2 separate regions of the Homo sapiens genome follow, and region 1 is linked to region 2. Evidence: chromatin contacts called from ENCODE Hi-C data. All regions are on one chromosome and are shown on one strand. The core of a region is the stretch at or near the end of the contact, and the rest is flanking DNA. Distances in the headings are between cores, read along the strand shown. Region 1 holds the start of LINC02722 (long intergenic non-protein coding RNA 2722). Region 2 overlaps ABTB2 (ankyrin repeat and BTB domain containing 2).

What was found. A loop is a pair of places that touch in the nucleus more often than their neighbours do. Pooled maps may share reads with other maps.
Region 1: a map of K562 shows a loop between it and region 2 (2.8-fold over the local background). The contact joins the promoter of LINC02722 here to the enhancer-like site in region 2. A Hi-C loop is called at or near these places in 3 of 168 maps with a recorded cell type or tissue (CD8-positive, alpha-beta T cell, K562 and naive thymus-derived CD4-positive, alpha-beta T cell) and 8 of 50 pooled maps.

The regions. Positions count from the first base shown.
Region 1 is chr11:33,803,174-33,806,419 of GRCh38, reverse strand. LINC02722 (long intergenic non-protein coding RNA 2722) reads right to left here and starts at 1,652. Exons shown (of 3, transcript NR_187444.1): 1 at 1,546-1,652; 2 at 1,334-1,423; 3 at 740-1,128.
Region 2 is chr11:34,173,198-34,176,176 of GRCh38, reverse strand. ABTB2 (ankyrin repeat and BTB domain containing 2) reads left to right here. Exons shown (of 17, transcript NM_145804.3): 4 at 2,870-2,979. Among named protein-coding and RNA genes, the nearest start is that of NAT10, 69 kb to the right of the region's middle. RefSeq lists enhancers at 751-1,671, 1,672-2,594. Within about 2 kb of position 1,261, at least 7 of the 41 ENCODE cell types and tissues checked have a DNase peak (open chromatin) inside an H3K27ac peak, as active enhancers do.

The sequences.
Region 1 (3,246 bases), core at 403-2,902, 370 kb after region 2:
GCCATGGCTCATGCCTGTAATCCCAGCACTTTGGGAGGCCGAGGTAGGAGGATTGCTTGAGGCCAGGAGTTTGAGACCAGCCTGGGCACAAAGTGAGACCTGTGTCTCTTTAAAAAAAATTTTAAAAATTAGCTGGGTATAGTGGTGCTTGCCTGTAGTGGCGCACCTTTAAACCCTGACCTGTCTGGCTAAAGTATTTCATGAAGCCTGTAGTCCAGATACTTGGGAGGGTGAGGTAAGAGGATCACTTGAGCCCAGGAGTTCGAGGCTGTGGTGAGTGATGATTGCGCCAGTGCACTCCAGGCTAGGTGACAGAGTGAAACCTTGTCTCAGAAAAAAAAAAGAAAGAAAGAAAAAGAAATAGCTGCAGATTATTGATCTCCACCTTTTTGCAATAAGATTTTATTCTAGCATCCTTCTCCTTGCTGCCCATGTGCCCATTGGCTTTTCAGCTTTGTTTTTGAGAGAAAATATGAACACACACCCCTCCACTTGAGTTGTAGTATACTCACTATACAGGCCAAAGGTAACGTTTAGCTTCATAAAATTCCATCTGAACATAGACAATCATTGTCCAAAACTCACAGTCAAGAATTGTGATTGTTTGCCTTCCATTGGTTGGGTTGATTCCAACAAGACCTTTGCTACTTAAAATAGGGTCCCAGCATCAGGAACACATTAGCATCACTTGGAAGTTGTTAGAAATGCAGAATCTTAGTCCCCATCTCAGACCAAAGAATTAGAATATGTGCTTTAATAAGATACCTCAGTGACACACATGCAAAGAAAAGTTTCAGAAATGCTGGATTATCAAGCTGTTCAAAGTTTGTGGTTCTTCTGAGTAAAGCAGAGTACTCATGGCTGGGTCTGGAAAAGCTTTTCTCTTACAACTCTTCATGAAATCTTAACTGAATGTGAAAAGGCTAAAAAAAGGTTTAGTTAGTAATTTTCCAAGTAATCATGTTCGACAGGCCTGTATACTGCTTACAAAATTCGCATTGGTCTTATTTCTCTGATGAATGCCACATACTCACTTCTCTTTACCTGTTTCATGTTTGCATAGGTCCAGCAAAGGTATGTCTGGTTGGTCAGTATCACTGAGCTGTGGCCATGTTTAGAGGCTCATTCCTAGAAAAATCAATTAACTTTCAATTAGCAATTAACTTTCATTGCAAACGAAATGAAACAAAACAAAGAAAACCACCTTTAAACCTTGACCTGTCTGGCTAAAGCATTTCATGAAGCCATGGAAAACCACACGGTAAAGGATAAAGGATGGGTAAGTATTGAATATACTACAGATGTAGATTAGTGAAGAGAAAGGATAACTTACCTCTTTCATGGGCGATCAACTCACAAGAGCTCCTCATATGATGACAGCTGGTGGCTGGAATCAGCTCACTTTTGAAGCTCTGATTCCTCCCTAAGCAAGCAAGCAATCATGTGGTGTGTGTGTGTGTGTGTGTGTGTGTGTGTGTGTGTGTTGTTGTTGTTGATGGTTTCCTTTTCCAGAAAAAAAAAAGATAACTAAATTAGATTTCTTACCATTATCATTTTTATATTAGTTTAGATATAAAAAGCCAGGTTTCTGAAGATTTGACTACCATTAAACAAGATGAAAAAGACTTGATAGACCAAATAATGGTGAGGTTGTAGGCAAAACTAAAGGCTGCCCTTTTATATCCAGTCAGCCAAATTGCCCTCCCAACACTGGATGTCACAGACTCTAAACCAAATAATGAAATGTTACAGCTGGCAGAGCTCGTAAAAATCTAGTCTAACACCTTATTTGTTCATGATGTAGTGTAGATGACACTAAGAAATTAAAGTGACTGGCTATCAAACCAAAAACTAGCATCTGGGTCTTCTGATTTGGAATCAAGCATTATGATTGTCTGAACCGCTCTATACACAAAACATAATACCTCTCCTTATGGAAAAACAGCAACAAAACAACAAAAATACATAAGGGCAGGGACTGTGACTGTTTATCGCTTGATCTCAGATAGCAGAAAATCATGTATTTACTAGCACTCAATAAATACTTGTTGAATGACTTGCAACAGATGAAGATTTGTTAAATATCTACAGAGGGTAATTATCTACTGTAGATATTAGTTATATTACAAGTACATATTACTATATAATTATATATTACTATAATTAGGCAGTATATGGGGGCATGTTTACATTATTACTTTCATTTTATACTACTTTATTATCACTACCATTATTATTATTATTATTGTTGTTGTTATCAGAGTCGTATACAGCTAACACATAAGGCAAAGATAGAGGTCATCATTTTCCCTCATTTGGGAAAGAAGAAAAGGAAGACTGCTAGAAACTGGGTGTATATCATTCCTTGGAACCTGTAGATTTCTGGCTCTGCCTTTTACTGCCATTTACAACCAACCCTGGCACATAATAAATGCTAGATAAATGGCAGCTGTGAGTATCACCACTGCTGTTGTCACCATGTTACCATCATGGCTTTGTGCCAAGCCTAGTGCTCCATCTTTTCTTTTTAATTTTTTTGGGGGACTTGAGGGGACGAGGTCTTGCTTTGTTGCCCAGACTGTTGTCTCAAATTCCTGGGCTCAAGCGATCCTGCCTCGGCCTCCCAAAGTTCTGGGATTACAGGCTTGAGCCACAACACCCGGCCACCTGCTCCATCTTGATTTTCCCCTGACCCACATGGATCCCATGAATCTACCATAACAACTACTTCTCCCTAGGTGGACTGACCTCTCTGAACTTTGGCACTCACATTTTACATAGATTACAAAGCACCTGCTTAGTCTCCTCCTGTCTAGTCAAATTACCAAGAACAATTTTCAGGTTTTGGATTTTTTTTTTTAATCGAGTTTGTGAGACCCAATACAAATAAATTAACATGTACATCAGGCACTAGAGCAACAGACAGACACAGAGGAGAGAATGAATATATCTGAGTGTAGGACCCCAAAGAGGGCTGAACTGATCCTGACACCAGCAGGGACCCAGGAACCTTCTAAGCCAACTTTTCCCGAGGAATATTCCTCAGTTACTTCCTTTGTATCCACATAGCACTTATGTTAGTGGCATTTAGACCAAGTCAGAGGATTCCTACAAATTCAGAGGGCTTTTTTTTTCCTTTTCTTTTGTTGGTAAGAGAAAAAATATATTTTAATGATTCAATCAAGGCAAGTTTTAGGGGTACAGGTCACGTTTGGCCATGTGCTTGACTGTTTTAGAAGTCACAAG
Region 2 (2,979 bases), core at 12-2,511:
TCCTGAGTAGCCGGAACTACAGGTGAGTACCACCACGCCCGGCTAACTTTTGTATTTTTAGTAGAGACGGGGTTTCACCATATTGGGCAGGCTGGTCTCGAACTCCTGACCTTGTGATCCACCTGCCTCAGCCTACCAAAGTGCTGGGATTACAGGCGTGAGCCACCGCACCCAGCCCCCCTTTTTTTTGGGGGGGTGGGGAGAGAGAATCTGGGAAGGCTTCTGAAGCAGGTGGCATTGGAATGGAGTCTTGAAGGATAAATAGGATCTAGACAAGCAGGGGTGAGAGCTGTTCGTTCTCATGCATAGATGGGAGCAGGCAGGGTGGGCCTGAGGTCCATGAGTGCTGGTGGTGTGTCCTGGTAACAGGGGTGAGTCACGGCAGGAGATAGGGTGAGGTGAGGTTCTGGGAGTCCTTGAGGGCCAGAGATAGTGAGGCTTTACTGGCCTGTGGCCCTCCCCTTCATACAGATTGGTATGCTCAGTGGACCAGTTAAGTGGTTCAAACCCAGGAATATTGGAAATGACAGAACCAGAACATCAGAATACCTTCCCAAAGGAAAGACCTTTAAGATCACTTCTGATTACAGAAAATCCCTAACTTATGATGGTGCAACTTACAATTTTTCAGCTTTACAGTGGTGTGAAAGCGATATGCATTTAGTAGAAACTACTTCGAGTACCCACACAACAATTCTGTTTCACTTTCATACAGTATTCAGTAAGTTACACTGATGTTCAACATTATTATAAAACAGGTTTTGGCTTATATAATCTTGCCTAACTGTAGGCTAATGTAGGTGTTCTGAGCATGTTTAAGGTAGGCTATTCAGTAGGTGAGGTGTATTCAATGCGTTTTCGCTTAGGATATTTTCAACTTACTATGGGTTTATTGGTATGTAACCCCATCCTAAGTCAAGGAGCATTTATATTTGTTTGCCACTTTTTAAAATAAAAGCATTCTTTGCCCTCAAGGAGAGAAGAAACTTTTAGAACTCTGGAGATGACCCGAGCTTTTGGAGACCTGAGATAGGGGTTCCGAGGGCAGCCCAGGCTGACTCCCTGGAGGTGGCTTACTTCCTAGCCAAGGAGAGAGAATGGACATCTTTTCCCTGGCGGGAGCACTTAGCTGCATGTCAAGGGGAGAGACCACAGTGACCGCACAGGCGGGACGCTCCAAGAGCCCCGAGGGAGTTGGGGTGGCTGGAGGCCTGGCCGCCTGCCCCTGGCTGCCTGCCCGCTCCCTGGCTTAATTTGTAAGGAAGGACAAGAGTGGCATCGGGAAGGGCTGGGAACAGGCAGGAGCCGGGAGGCTGACTTTTGGGCTGTCATCAGAGAGAACAGCATGAGTGAGGGACAGGGCTCCAGGGCTGCCTTGTTCCTGTGATGGAGCAGGGAAAGAGCTCCGTCCATTCTGGGCAGAGCAGGTGGGTGTCCCACGAAGTCATGAAGCCACAGGCTGCCATCCGGGCCCCTCGGTGGCGGGGAGGTCTGTTGGACGGCGAAGTGGTCTCCTGAGGGGGCTCCAACACGGAGCCTTGCCAGAGCTGGCAGAGGACAGAAACGCGTCCCCGCCCCCCAGCTGAATCTGAGCCGCTCGCCGAGGGCAGGGGCGGGCGCGGCCTGAGCCGCAGTCAGGGCCCAGCACAGGCTGTGCACATGGCGTCCCCTGGTGGCACAGAGCGGGCCTCATGAGCGGCGCCCCGGGAGTTTGCAGCTCTAAGCCTGCCGCCGCCTTTCCCTGCTTTTGTGGGCTCTTAGTGATACTCGGACCCGCTAGGACCATTCCTCCCTGTGGGACTTGAAGCCGCTACTCTTTTTCTTTCTTTTTTTTTTTTTTTTTTTTTTTTTTGAGACGGAGTCTCGCCCTGTCGCCCAGGCTGGAGGGCAGTGGCGCGATCTCAGCTCACTGCAAGCTCCGCCTCCCGGGTTCACGCCATTCTCCTGCCTCAGCCTCCAGAGTAGCTGGGACTACAGGCGCCCGCCACCAAGCCCGGCTTATTTTTTGTATTTTTTAACAGAGACTGTGTTAGCCGGGATGATCTCGATCTCCTGACCTCGTGATCCACCCACCTTGGCCGCCCAAAGTGCTGAGGTTACAGGCGTGAGCCACCGAGCCCGGCCGAGGCCACTACTCTTTTCTGAGCACCAAACTGGGGGCAACCTGGCCTGGCACACGAAGTGGTGTCAGCCCACCTCAGTCTAGGTGCCAGATGAGGAAGGAGTGGTCATTAATGTTGTACAACAGCCTAATATGCATCATCCCATTTGGCCTCATGACAGCCTCCATAAGGAGGTATCACACGTGTGCTACAGATGGAGAACCAGACTCGAGTGTGCTTGTCGGAGGGGATGGTGACCTGACCCTGCTGGTGGCAGCCCTGGGTTTGGACCTGGGTCTGTGAGACTCTTAGCTGTGCAGCCTCTCCCCTCTGCATAGAAGAACACTTGGCGACCCTGACTGAACTCTTTGGAGGGGGAAAGGTCCCCAATTCCACACACTGGGGAACTGCTCCTTCCCTGGGCCACCTGAGGGCCCTCAGGTTCTGCTAATGGCCCATGATGGAAATTCCTTCTGTGCATTGCAGGTAGTCGGGGTCTCTGTGAGCAGAAAGAGCAGGTCCCTTGCAAGGGGTGATCAGCCTTGGTTGCCACTTGTGAGCATGTGTGTGCTTAAGGGGTCCCCTGCTGCCCTTCAGGGAGCACTCTCTCTAGGCCTGACCCTCTGCTGCCCAGCAGGGAGCCCCCCACCCTAGGACTGACCCTCTCTCTGCTGCCCCACAAGAAGCACCCTCCCAGGCCTGACCCTCTCTCTGCTGCCCTGCAGGGACCCCACCCCAGGCCTGACCCTCTCTCTGCTGCCCCACAGGCCCTTCATGCTGCTGCCGCCCCTCATGGAGTGGATGCGCGTGGCCATCACCTACGCAGAGCACCGCCGCAGCCTCACCGTGGACAGCGGCGACATCCGGCAGGCAGCCC